Linked DNA regions of Mus musculus: region 1 is linked to region 2. The links are chromatin contacts, found by Hi-C or POLR2A ChIA-PET in ENCODE. All regions are on one chromosome and are shown on one strand. Each heading gives the region's core, a stretch centred on a gene start or an enhancer-like site at or near the end of the contact. The rest is flanking DNA. Distances are from core to core; before and after follow the strand shown. Region 1 has its middle 19 kb from the start of Gm33774. Region 2 overlaps Cdk15 (cyclin-dependent kinase 15).

Region 1 (5,983 bases), core at 2,238-4,737, 120 kb before region 2:
AGATGTACCCTGATACCACCAAGTTCCTGCTTCCCCGTGTAGTTGCCAAAGGAAAAAAATTCCGCTGCCCCATCCCGCCTACTGAGAAGTACTTCCTCTCTTTCTGCTGCCCCATCCCTCCTGCTGAGGTGCATTTCCTCTGCCCCATTCCTCCTGCTGAAAGGCACTTCCCCTTTTGCTCATGCATTTAAACCTCGGGCCTGACTAATACATTTGGGGCTTTGATGCATTCCAGAACATCTCCGTGTCGTTATTCGCACAAGGCCCTCGTCCCTCTCTACCCCCCATTTGGTTCTTAGGAGGAGGTCCTCTCAAGACCCTCGAATAACTGGACCTGCTGGACGGGTCAACTACGGGTGTGCACCACCATGCTAGGCTGACCTGAAAATACAAGGAAACACTTATCTTAACACTAAGTTTAAATACCTTAAGATACTTGGTGTTTTCACTGAGTTTTTAATACAGGTAGGGAATTTAAGATTGTAAAAGAAGAAAACACTCATTAAAACAGGTTTCTATAGAGAGTTGTTACAAATCCATGACGTTAAAAATAAAATTAAAGATCTAGGGAAGTTGTAAGTGGTCAAGTGGCATTACCTAATGGTTTAAGTGGTAGTGAAGCATGCCTGGACCCATAAGTCTTAATTTAGCAAAATGCTGTTAGTTTCATTCCCAGGTGGTGATAGCCCAGCAGGGCCTGGGTCACAGGTTCCTGCCCCAGGTGAGCAGGTTGCTTTGTCTTTGCCATAGCCTCAGATCTTTGAAGCTCACAGACTACCTTCCTTTGCCCAATTTGACCATGACCTCCCATGGAGGTCACTAAGAATATCCAGTACTATTCAGGGCCTTGGAAACCCTCCAGTGGACTGGAGAGATGGCTCAGCAGGTAAGAACACTGACTGTTCTTCCAAAGGTCCTGAGTTTAAATCCCAGCAACCACATGGTGGCTCACAACCATCTGTAATGAGATCTGATGCCCTCTTCTGGTGCGTCTGAAGACAGCTATAGTGTACTTATTTATAATAACAAATATTAAAAAAAAAGAAAAGAAAACCCTCCAGTCAGCTGCTATGTCTAAGGTGCATAAAGTCATATTAGGGTGAGTTATGGTTGCAATAACTCAGTCTTAAATGTGGGTCACAGTCTCAGAGTTTGGTCTGTGAAGCCCCTGGGCCCAGTGGTTAAGGACAGTGAGTACAAATCATGTATTTTTTTTTCTTTCAGTTATAAAATAAAAACAGGGCTGGCAAGATGACTTGCCAAATCCCAGCAACCACATGGTGGCTTACAACCACCCATAATGAGATCTGATGCCCTCTTCTGGTGTGTCTGAAGACAGCTACAGTGTACTTATGTATAATAAATAAATAAATAAATAAATAAATAAATAAATAAATCTTTGGGCCATAGCAAGCAGGGACTGAGCAATCAGGACTGACCAGAGCAAGCAGAGGTCCTAAAAATTCAATTTCTAACAACCACATGAAGGCTCTGTACAGCTACAGTGTACTCATATACATAAAATAAATAAATCTTTAATTAATAATTAATTAATTAATTAATTACAGCTTTAAAGATCTCTGAAACCTAAATAAATTAATAAAACATTTTTGTTTTTCTAAAGATATGTTTCAAAAGGGTGGGATTAGCCTGGAGAGATGGCTCATAAGTTGAGCCCTGGCTACTTTTGTAAAGGACCTGGGTTGAGTTCCTAGACCCTACATGACAGCTCCCAACCATCTGTAACTCCAGTTTCAGGGGATTTGGCACCCTCTTCTGGCCTCTGTGGGCACCAGTCACACACGTGGTACTCAGATGTACATGCAGGCAAAACACCCATAAACATAAAACAAGAAAATATTTTTTTTTAAGGTAGAGACAGCTGGCAGGGTGGCTCAACAGATAAAGGCACTTGTCACCAAGTCTCATGACCTGAGTTTGATCTCTGAAACCACACAGAAAATAAAAAAAAAAAAACAACTTCCGGTCTCTGACCTCCATATAGACATCATGGCATGTGTGCTCTAGCTCCATAAATAAGTGAAAATATTTTTAGTAATAATAATAATAACATGTAAAACCCTCACTGGATTTTTGTCCTCATTGCCCCAAAGCAGCTGGCACCAGTATTTCACGTCTCTCTGCCATTCTAAAGAGCTAAAAGGGCAGAGAAACATGAAGCCTAGATAGACCACGTGCATCATGATTCAGGGGCACAGGCATGGACTCTATCACTGAATCCCAGCCACCCTCAGGTCCACGGAACGTTCTTTCCGATAGACAGTACCTAGCAGTCCTGGGTTCTCCTGGCCATTGACTTTCTTGCTTTGGGTTAATGGGCAGGTGTCATTGTGAAGGACACGTCTTAGAATTCTGTTCTCGCCTTGTCTTCAGAGAGAAGTTCCTGGATCACATACGAGGAAGTCTGGAGCTGGTAAAAGGCTTGGGCTTGGTAGCGGCTGAGTAACTCAGTGGTCATTGCTGTGGGTGGAGGTATGGATTTCCCCTGGCACTCCATACCTGGGCCCCCAGGGGCCAATATTTCCTATGTAATCTATTTGCCAGCTGTGGCAGGGAGCTGTGGAAGTTTTTAATAGGGGGCTCGGGAGCCCAGAGAGATGGCTCAGAAGTTAAGAGAGTGCTATACTCTCTTCTGGAGGACCCAAGTTCCATTCCCAGCAGCGATGTTGGGCAGTTCACAAGCACTTCTAACTGCAGTACCAAGGCGTCCCACAACCTCTTCTGGCCTCTGGTGGCACCCACATTCACATTCACAGCCCCTCACAAAGACACATAACTTAAAGATAAATCTTTATAAAAAGGGAACAGTTTCTCTAAGTTGGACTGGTAAAGTAAAACAGTAACTGAAGATTATGCCAGCTGCCCTTTGGTCACAGGATCAGTATTAGGCATGGAAAAAAAAGCATTTCATCTTACAGAAATCCAGGTCTGGGGAATTCTGGTTATAGGGGTTGAAGTCACCAAGCCCCTCCTACAGTGAAGGTGCTCACACACTGGACTGGGCCTCACTTTTACCTTGGAGGAAACCTAGGCAAAGACTTGGTGAAGCCTCCACAGGAGGTTGTGCCAAGAGAGCTACTTAGTGGCCAAGTTCCTTCCTCTACCCACGGTGTGGCTGCCTCTCTCCTGGTGTGTTATGACAACTTGGAATGTAATCTCACATGTCAGCATCAGCTTTCCGGAATACCTGCTTCTCAGATTCTCAGAGAAGCCGGCGGTGGGGATGAAGGTGAGACAGGAAGTCGCTCTGGAGTCGCTGAGGCCACCTCTGGCTTTGGAGCATCCCCAACACCTCCCATGGAATGAAGTCTTTTAAATTGCCTTTTGGGAAGATTGACCGGACAGCTGGGTTGCCTCTGTCTGCTCTTGCCCAGCTTCCTGCCTGTAGAGCCTGTGAGAGGAATGGAGAAGCACCTTGGGGGAGCATGACCTGATTGAGTAGTGTGGGCACGGGGCTGGCAGGATGCCACAGAGGTTGCCTGTGAGCAGGCTGCAGGGTGGTTTTTCTTCTTGCCAGAGAGGCTGGGTGACTGGGAGAGTAAGTCCTCTACTTAAAAAAAACTAGCCAAGGTCCCTTGGGCCTGTCCTATTGTCTGTAGCCTCTCATGTGAGGAACCGTCCTGCTATTGGACTTGGACCCTACAGTCCCTGCTGTGACTGATAGGAGACAGAGGCCCTGGGAGGAGAGACCTGTAACTTGTGCCAGTGTCTGAACTGCAGGAGTTGGCATCTGGTATTGAGGACATTGACCTGCTACAGTACCTGTGAGAAGTGTCACGGGTGGTTGTCCTAGATTCCCCCAGAGACTAAGGCTTCGAGATCTGGAATATCTTGCCAAGGTCACAAGAAAGTAAGGTTCAAGGTGAGGCCTGGCCGGCGCTGTTTCATGTGGCCTTGAGATAGTTACTCACCTTCCTAAGCTCCTTCCTCATCTCCAGAGAGAGAGAGAGAGAGAGAGAGAGAGAGAGAGAGAGAGAACAGGATAATCCAAGTGAGGGACTCAACTCTCTGCTCTCGAAGATGCTCAAGGCAGCAAGATTGCCTTCATCTCAGCTTGTCTCAGTTCTACTATGCTTAAGAACATTATTCGCACATAAATTTATATTTGCATATAAACAGATAATATGCATGCTTTACTCTGCATAATCATAATAATAAAATTATTATTATGGGGCCACAACTCCCACACTAACTACACAGAGACGTCACAGTCCAGGACCACATAGTTCCTACATGCTGCTGGACTATGGCCTTCCACTCTCTCTTTCCTTGTCTGTCTTGATAACAAATCTTTTTTCCATTTTACTGAAGCTGATGAGAGAAAGTATTAGTCCAGGATGGCCCTCAAAACCCTAGTCTCTACATCCTGGTGTTCCTGCCCTTTCTGCATCTGCCTGCTGCCAATCTGAATATCCCAGCTGTCTTTGGACCTTCTGTGAGAAAGAGGGCATGCCTCCCCATGAATGAATGAAATCTCAGATTCCTGCCCTTTCTGTTGTAAGCTGATCTGAGGAGCAGACACAAGCCTTTCCCAGCCCCGTAGCTGTGGCCAGTAGCAACTTGAACTGCAAAGACTTACTATCAATTGTGTTATAAGGGCCAAAGGGATTTATGGACATTTTCTGTGCGTCTGTGGACATAGAACCGTAGTTCCAACTGAACAGAGCCAGAGGAAACGCAGTGGGCCTTGCTAAATAGAAAGAATGAGTTCAATGTATACAGAGTGAGGCTGAAGACAGAAGGAAAAGGGTTCACCCTGTTAAATATTTACAATTTGAGTCCAAAGATGATGGCAGAGGGTAATTTCTGTAATATATTCCTCCCTCTAAACCCACCTTGCATGAAAAACTGCACCAGGCACAAAACACTGCTCATGAATATTCATGGGCAAACTCCCCTTGCTATTTGGAAATTGGGTCTGGTGCTAAAACTCTACCCCCCAACCCCCAAAGGCAGCCCTCTGCAGGAAACCCTGAAGCTGAGCAGACAGAGTCTGCCTTGCAGTTGGGTCAGAGGGCATGGCCCGGGGAGGGGTCAGCTCTGTTTCCACTCTGTGCTGTGAAAGCCGAACCTTCATGGAGCTTTTCGAGCTGCATTTTGGGCTATTTAGCTTCAAAAACAAAAGATTTATTTTCCTCCTCTTCTCCTTTTGGGTTTTGTTCTCCCCTGGCAGCAGTGACACATGTGGGTCTGGAAGCTGGGAAGGCCAAAAAAAAAAAAAAAAAAAAAACCACACTCCCTCCCGAAGTGGAAAAAAAAAGGACAGACTCTAAATGTCTAAACGGAAAGAGAACCTACCCTGAATGCCAGAAGCCAGCACAAACATTCCCAACACTCACCATGGCTTCTTCTCCTCTTTTTAAGAGAGAAAAGAAATATTTGCACGTGTTATGTGAATGCTCACAGCACACCTTGAGTGTACAGCTGTGTACAGGGGGTGTGTGGGCCTCCTGCTTGCTGCAGTAGCCCAGGTTAGGTCTCCCTTATCTGTCAGATGGGCCTATGGTTGGTTCCCTTTCATAGATAAGAAAACTGAGACCTAAAATTCTGTCTCTAGTCACAGGGACCTTCTCAATAGATAAACTAAATAATTTGATTTTTTGTTTGTTTTTCGAGACAGGGTTTCTCTGTATAGCTCTGGCTGTCCTGGAACTCACTTTGTAGACCAGGCTGGCCTCGAACTCAGAAATCCGCCTGCCTCTGCTTCCCAAGTGCTGGGATTAAAGGCGTGCGCCACCACTGCCCGGCAATCTAATTTTAACTGCTTGCGGTCTCATTCTCTCAATCTGAGGGAAAAGGACACCCTCTAAGCTCCATGCAGACCTAACATCGGTCTCTCATGCTGGCCCTTCAGAGGAAAGAGTCAATCAAACGGGTGCCAGAGCATGACTGACTATGCAAGAAATCACATTGGAGCTCGGGTCCCTGGATGGAGACAAGGACTGTTTTCACACCACTCTCA
Region 2 (6,089 bases), core at 2,450-4,949:
GTTTAGAGAGCATTGCCACATTGCCTGCCACCAATGCAATTCTGCATTTTGTCTCCTAAGGGATTATTTTTATAAGTTAAGGCCCGCTAAAAAAACAAAAACAAAAAAACAAAACAAAAACAAAAAAACCCTATGCTCTCTGTTTACTTATAGGTCAACATGCAGATGCTAAGTGATTGCCAGGCATGCCCCAGTTGGTGCCTCCACCCTTCAGCCTCCTCTTCTGCAATGGCCCTCCGTCAAACCAACGTTCTAGGTGTCATGTGCAATTGACTAGGTACATTCTGTCCCCAGCATCTGAGTCCTTTGTCTGGCACATGCGTTCTTGCTCACCTGGAGAAAGCTATCCTCTTCTGTCCCCTTTCTCTATTACTGTGGAGACTACATTCATAGCTCTTCCTCAGGAGACCATCCTCAGATTCCTGAAGTTAAGGGTGCCTTCCTCAGAGTGCCTGACAGTCCCTGGGTGACCCAGCTGCTGTACATGGTGTGCACAAACTCTACTTCTGTCCCTTACTGTCTAACTGGCTCACTTCCCTATTTCCTGACCTTTGTTCTTGAAAGCAAGAATCTATACTATGATGCTTTATTTTGTCTACCATCACTAAATAGTTGCTGATGAATGATGGACTAAACAAATTGAAATGAAATAAATTTACCACCTCTTTCTTGCAAAACTCACCTGTGTGTCTATTTCTGTGTCTTCTGGCAGTGGGAAAGGGACCTCTGATTTGAGCCAGTTCTATGACATTTAGTGTTTTTAAAACCATTCCTGGAACTTGGAAGGAATGAGGCAGACCTTAACTTTGTCTTTATTTTTTTAATATTTGACAGCATTCCTCTTAATAAATAAAAATTATAATCTGGTTATGGTGGTACATTCCTGTAATCCCAGCACTTGGGAGGCTGAGGCAGGAGGGTTGTAAATTCACAGACAATCTAGGCTACAAAGTGAGTAGCAGGCTACCCAGAGCTACAAAGCAGACCCTGTATTGAAAAAAAAAAAACAAATAAAATACTGTACTGTACATATACATGCATGGTTTTACATTAAAAATAGCTTTACCTGCTTTTGCTTGTAATTTTTCCTAACCTTAATTACTTTATGGAGTGGGAGTAGAGATCATCTACTCCCACTCCATAAAAACTAATAATTGCTACCAAATAAATTAAAGATGAGAAAACCAAAAATAAATGTGGAAACTAGAAGAAACTATTAATAAAGATCAAAGTGGGCTGTGTATCTAAATTAATTTCACTGACTGGTGTGGGGGACGGGTTAATAAAGATGTTAATAGAAACTCCCCAGGCGCTTTCTGCAGCACTCCTGAAGTGATATCATAATGAGTCCAATCAGAGCTCATAGATCCCGAGAATGCCTGTGGCTTCATTAGCAGCAGCGAGGGAGGACCACTGAAGCCCCAGGAAAGAGACCGCACTTGACAGTATGTTCCAGAAGCCAAGCTCAGCTTCAGAAATCCAGGCTTGGTGGAAAGATGTCATCAGGAAATATATCCCTAGCTTGTCCTCCTGTGCAGGGCATTGTTTAATTACCAAGCAATATGTATAGCTTGATAATGAATGCATACAGAAAGCTGTTAGGGTGATTGCCTCGGGGCCCAATGAGTCTGGATATTCTGAGTCAACTGCTTCCTGGCTAGGTGACCCTGGGACAGATATCTGACTCTTAAAGCTACAGCTCTCATCTATAAAGTGTGGATAGGGGCTGGAAGAACTGGCTCAGCCATTAAAGGCTAGGCTCACAACGAAAACAAAGTATGGATGGTAACATTGCTGCCATTTGATAAGGTGGTTATGAATCAAAGCAAGATGGCTTCATTTTACAACTATCTACTGATTAATTTCATGTACCAGTTAAGGGGCATGTGCAAAATTCTTCTGGAAGGACTAGAAGTCACTGGCTTGGCCTCTAGGAAATTCTAGAAATCTTTTTCTTGTAACATATTTTAGCAAAAAAAGCAGTGGCGATGCCGACACAGCGGATTTACGTGGCCCTGCTGCGTTCCTGGCAGGCGAGTAATGAGGGTTCTTCTAGGGAAGGCTCTGCAGGCACAAGGTGGGTAGGCATATGATGGCAGTTTAGATGTGGGGAACGGACAGGTACAGGCTTAACAGGCACTCAGACACACATAGGTAGGTGCTTAAAAACCTGAACATCAACTTTAACGATGTGGGAATCCAGACAACGTTTGGGCCCACGCAAGGCAAACTAAAAGTCAGTTGTGGTGCCTCAAGGTACGCTGGGCTTCCTGAAAGAGGCCAGGATCCCCAAGGTTCTAACTATAAAGAAAAGAGACAGTGTGTTCTTCAACACCCGTCGTGGTAGCTATACCATGGTGGGTCACTGAGCAGCTGGCCTCGAACACTGTGGCAACAAGAATGGAAGCATAGCTTTGGTGGGGCTTTTCTGAGAAGCTAGGCTCTGTGGCAGATACAGTTCAATGATAATTTTTCAGTACTGTGCTGTAAAAAGATTCAGGGAAACAATATGATAAAGAGAAATAGAGCAAAGCTGGATACTGACTCCCGTCCTTTTCAGTCAGGAAACGTCTCTCTGTGAGCCTGGGAAAGCATGTCCTCACCTGTCCTCCAACACTGACCCAGGCAAGTAGCAGTAGAGATTAGCAATTATGTGCAATAAATATTATATATAATATGTAGTATACTGTATATATGTATCATTACATATTGTGCATATACTTATGTATACTTCCTGGTACACAGGGAATATGTTTTAAATGATAGGCTAGCTCCCATTTTATGGCTCAGAGAACTGAAAGTAAAAAACTCCCTCAAGTTCTCCCAGACAATAAATGGAGGAACTTGGACTTTCCACTCAGAAGGTAGCTCCCTCCCTCTGAGTTCAGCCCAGGAAATCTCTCTCTCTCAGCAAGTTACTCATGGCTGCAGCTGACACCAGAGCAGAGGCAGTGTTAGCCTGGATTCTGCGATTTGCTCAGAGTTCTCTGAACCAACACATTAATGGTTTTTTATCCCTTTTGGGGAGAGGATGATTTTCAGTCCAGTATTTGTCTCCTGCATGACTCCCACAGCTCTTACACTGTTATATATATATGTATACATATATATATATACACATACATACATATATATATATATACATACATACATATATATGCCATATATATGCCATATATATGCCATATATATACATACATATCTATATCTATACCATATATATGAAATGATAATTACATAATTCCCCTCCTCCCTTTCCTCCTTCCAACTTTGTACATGTATCTCCCCATGCCTCCCTCTCCCTCTCCTTCTCCTTCTTCCTCTCTTTCTCCCTCTCCCTCTCTCAAATTCAAGATCTATCCCTAAATACATAAATACAACATGCTTAGTCCATTTAATGTTACCTGTATGTACAATCAGCCCTGAGATCATATACATGCAGGGAACATCTTAAAGTGGTTTTACAGTCAGAAGGAGAATTCAGGAGTGAAGCTCCACCATCTGACTAGATTGCTGCTGTCCTTCCCAGTTATTTCTTGCTTCCACCTAGTGGTTAAAAGTTGCAAAAGCAAGCATACCAAAAAAAAAAAATCAAAAAAACAAAACACAACAGGGTGTGGGCAAGGGCACAGATGGATTCCGGTGCCTGTGCCTCTGGGCTTTTTCTGCGTGCAGCTTTTTTTTTTTTTTTTTTTTTTTTTGCCTTTTTGACTTCCACTAAGTTCCCCCAGTGAAAAAACTCCCCAGATGAGGTGCTCTTTCCTGGAACTGAAAACCAGCCTAATCCCGGATGCTTCCCTGTGGCTGAGCTCATGAGGAAATCAGGCGTGCTTTTCAGCAGATATTTCTTTAAAAGTCCTAACAGCCTCAGTGGATGCTGCTCCCTTCTCTATGGGAACAGGCATCAAAGAGACAGGAGTAAAGTGCTTTGCACGCACATCAGGAACTAATTGCCAATTTGGCAAATGCATTGACTAATGTCACGCACTGTTATTTCTAAATCCTCTCCTGTCCTTGACCCCCAGTATCTAGATGTAAACTTGGAACCATTAGTGAAGAAGGATAAAGTCTTCTGGTGCCTCAAATGGAATTGAGAGGGATTTAAACTCAGCGCTTTTGAGCGTGGTGAAATGAACTCAGCAGTACCTTAATGCTAGGATTTGAGCTCACCCAGCGTGAGAGCTTTCAAAAACTGTGTTTAAGGAAGCAAACAGAGCCCGGCAGACCCTTTCAGGGGAGCAAACAGGGCTGGACCGAACAGTCAGTGACACATTAAAAACCACAACTGCGCTGTGATCATGTGGGCAGAAGAAAAAGTTCCTCTTTATCACAAGATCTTTGCATCTAATGAGACGGTGCCTGGACTGCCTCCAGAGAAGCAGGCCTCCGTATATGTTAACAGAGACACGTCTAAATATTTAGCTGATTCCCTGAAAAGCCCTATGTGATTTTGAAGCAAACAGGTCTCCAAGGTAAGACCTTGTCGTCTGTTGCCATTGAAAATCTAGACAAAAAGGGGACTTGGAAAAGAAAAATTAAATATATATATATATATATATATATATATATATATATATATATATATATATATATATATATATATATATATATATATCGTGATCAAAAGCATGAATGCTACCATTTCATTTTCTCTCAGAATGAACTATATTTTAATGCCCTTCAAGGGCTTAGGACAAACACCACAGCAGTTGTTACATTGTCTCAACTGAGTCTGTTTCTCTTCTCTGGTAGGCTTTCTGTCTGGATAGGGAAACCCGCACTGTGTGGGTGGGCATAGCCTCTGTTTAGTTGGCCTCAGAATGCCTGAGGTTCCAATGACTCTGAGTGCATTTTCTTGTGAATGGAGGGAGGAGGTACCAAGGCTGGGGGAACTTTGTAAAAACATCTAAAGGCTTCTGTTGCTCAAATTCACACTACTGTCTCTCGGTTAATAGACCTTAGCCAAGATGAACATCTGGTTTGTTCTAAGCCTCTGGGTTCTCCAGTGCCACAAACCCAGCCCAGATAGCCTTGTCAGTTGGGGCTTTAACCTCTTCAGACATTGGGGTAGAAGAATTCCCTTTAGGACTCTATCTTTGCTTGGGGCTGCTTAGGGAGAGTCACTAAAATCTCCCCCTCCCCCATGCAGGCCAGCAGCCTCAGTGCCGTCAGCTTGATTAATGTGTCTTGGCTAATTGTGTGAAAGATAGCAGCCCTTTAATGAGTGTGACCAGTGTATTGTTCAGCCAATCATAGACACCTCCGTTAGCATGTGAAAGGGGGGTGCCTTGCAGGAGGAGGCTAGGGAGTGCTGGAGGCTGAGTCAAAGGATGAGAGTTTGGGGTGGGGTGGGGGTGAAGAGCAACACCCACTCCTTTGAGGGGAAGTTACCGTGCTCTGCTAACCCTGCAAACCTCCTAGTCAAAGAGCTTTTTCTCCTCCCTCTTTTTTCAAGATCTGTTTTTTTCCCCCATGGCACAAGCAGGCAAGGCCCCGGCTACTCTGCAGATGGAGTTCACGTCGCAGGGTTTTTAATATTTCACTTTTATATTTCTGTTAGAGGATGATCCTGCTGAGAGTCTGGGAATCCAGGCTCGTCAGAACCCCCCCGCACTGACACTTGGATATACCGCTCTGAAAGCCATCCCAGGAGGAAAGATTAAACAACAACAAAAAAAGAGTCTATTTTTCAAAGCCTACTTCTCAATCTGCCCACATCAAAATAAGACAACTGGCCCTTTGAAGTGGAGGACAGACAGTTCTCAGCCAGCTTGCTTAAAGTGAGGAGTGGGGAAGGAGGAAGGAAGGAAAGAGGGAAGGAAGGGGAAAAGGGGCAGTCTTGTTCAAGATACATCCCTCTCTCCTTCCAGACTCACTCAGGTACAAGCAGCTACAATCAGCCACAGCCTAAAGCCCTGCTCACTAGAACTGGGAGAAAGCTAGTTCTTACTGGGGTCAGCACTGGGAGATTTTTAATGTCTCTACCAGAATCAGTATGGTTCCTTACCCAGGCAAGACTTACCCAGGCAAGGCCTAGCAATATCGGCCAATGGATGGAGGCTGTGCTGTTCACCCAAGTGCACAGCAGC

Evidence for each region. Hi-C counts contacts between places; a loop is a spot of excess contacts on that map. ChIA-PET counts read pairs that join two places held with the same protein, here RNA polymerase II (POLR2A).
Region 1: a map of Patski shows a loop between it and region 2 (2.7-fold over the local background). The contact joins two enhancer-like sites. A Hi-C loop is called at or near these places in 1 of 37 maps with a recorded cell type or tissue (Patski). POLR2A ChIA-PET finds 5 or more read pairs at or near these places in 2 of 5 experiments (both embryonic stem cell).

What each region holds. Positions count from the first base shown.
Region 1 is chr1:59,437,058-59,443,040 of GRCm38, reverse strand. No RefSeq gene overlaps it. Among named protein-coding and RNA genes, the nearest start is that of Gm33774, 19 kb to the left of the region's middle. Within about 2 kb of position 3,487, at least 1 of the 3 ENCODE cell types and tissues checked has a DNase peak (open chromatin) inside an H3K27ac peak, as active enhancers do.
Region 2 is chr1:59,314,378-59,320,466 of GRCm38, reverse strand. All of the region lies in intron 10 of Cdk15 (cyclin-dependent kinase 15), which reads right to left. Among named protein-coding and RNA genes, the nearest start is that of Gm51625, 51 kb to the left of the region's middle. Within about 2 kb of position 3,699, at least 1 of the 3 ENCODE cell types and tissues checked has a DNase peak (open chromatin) inside an H3K27ac peak, as active enhancers do.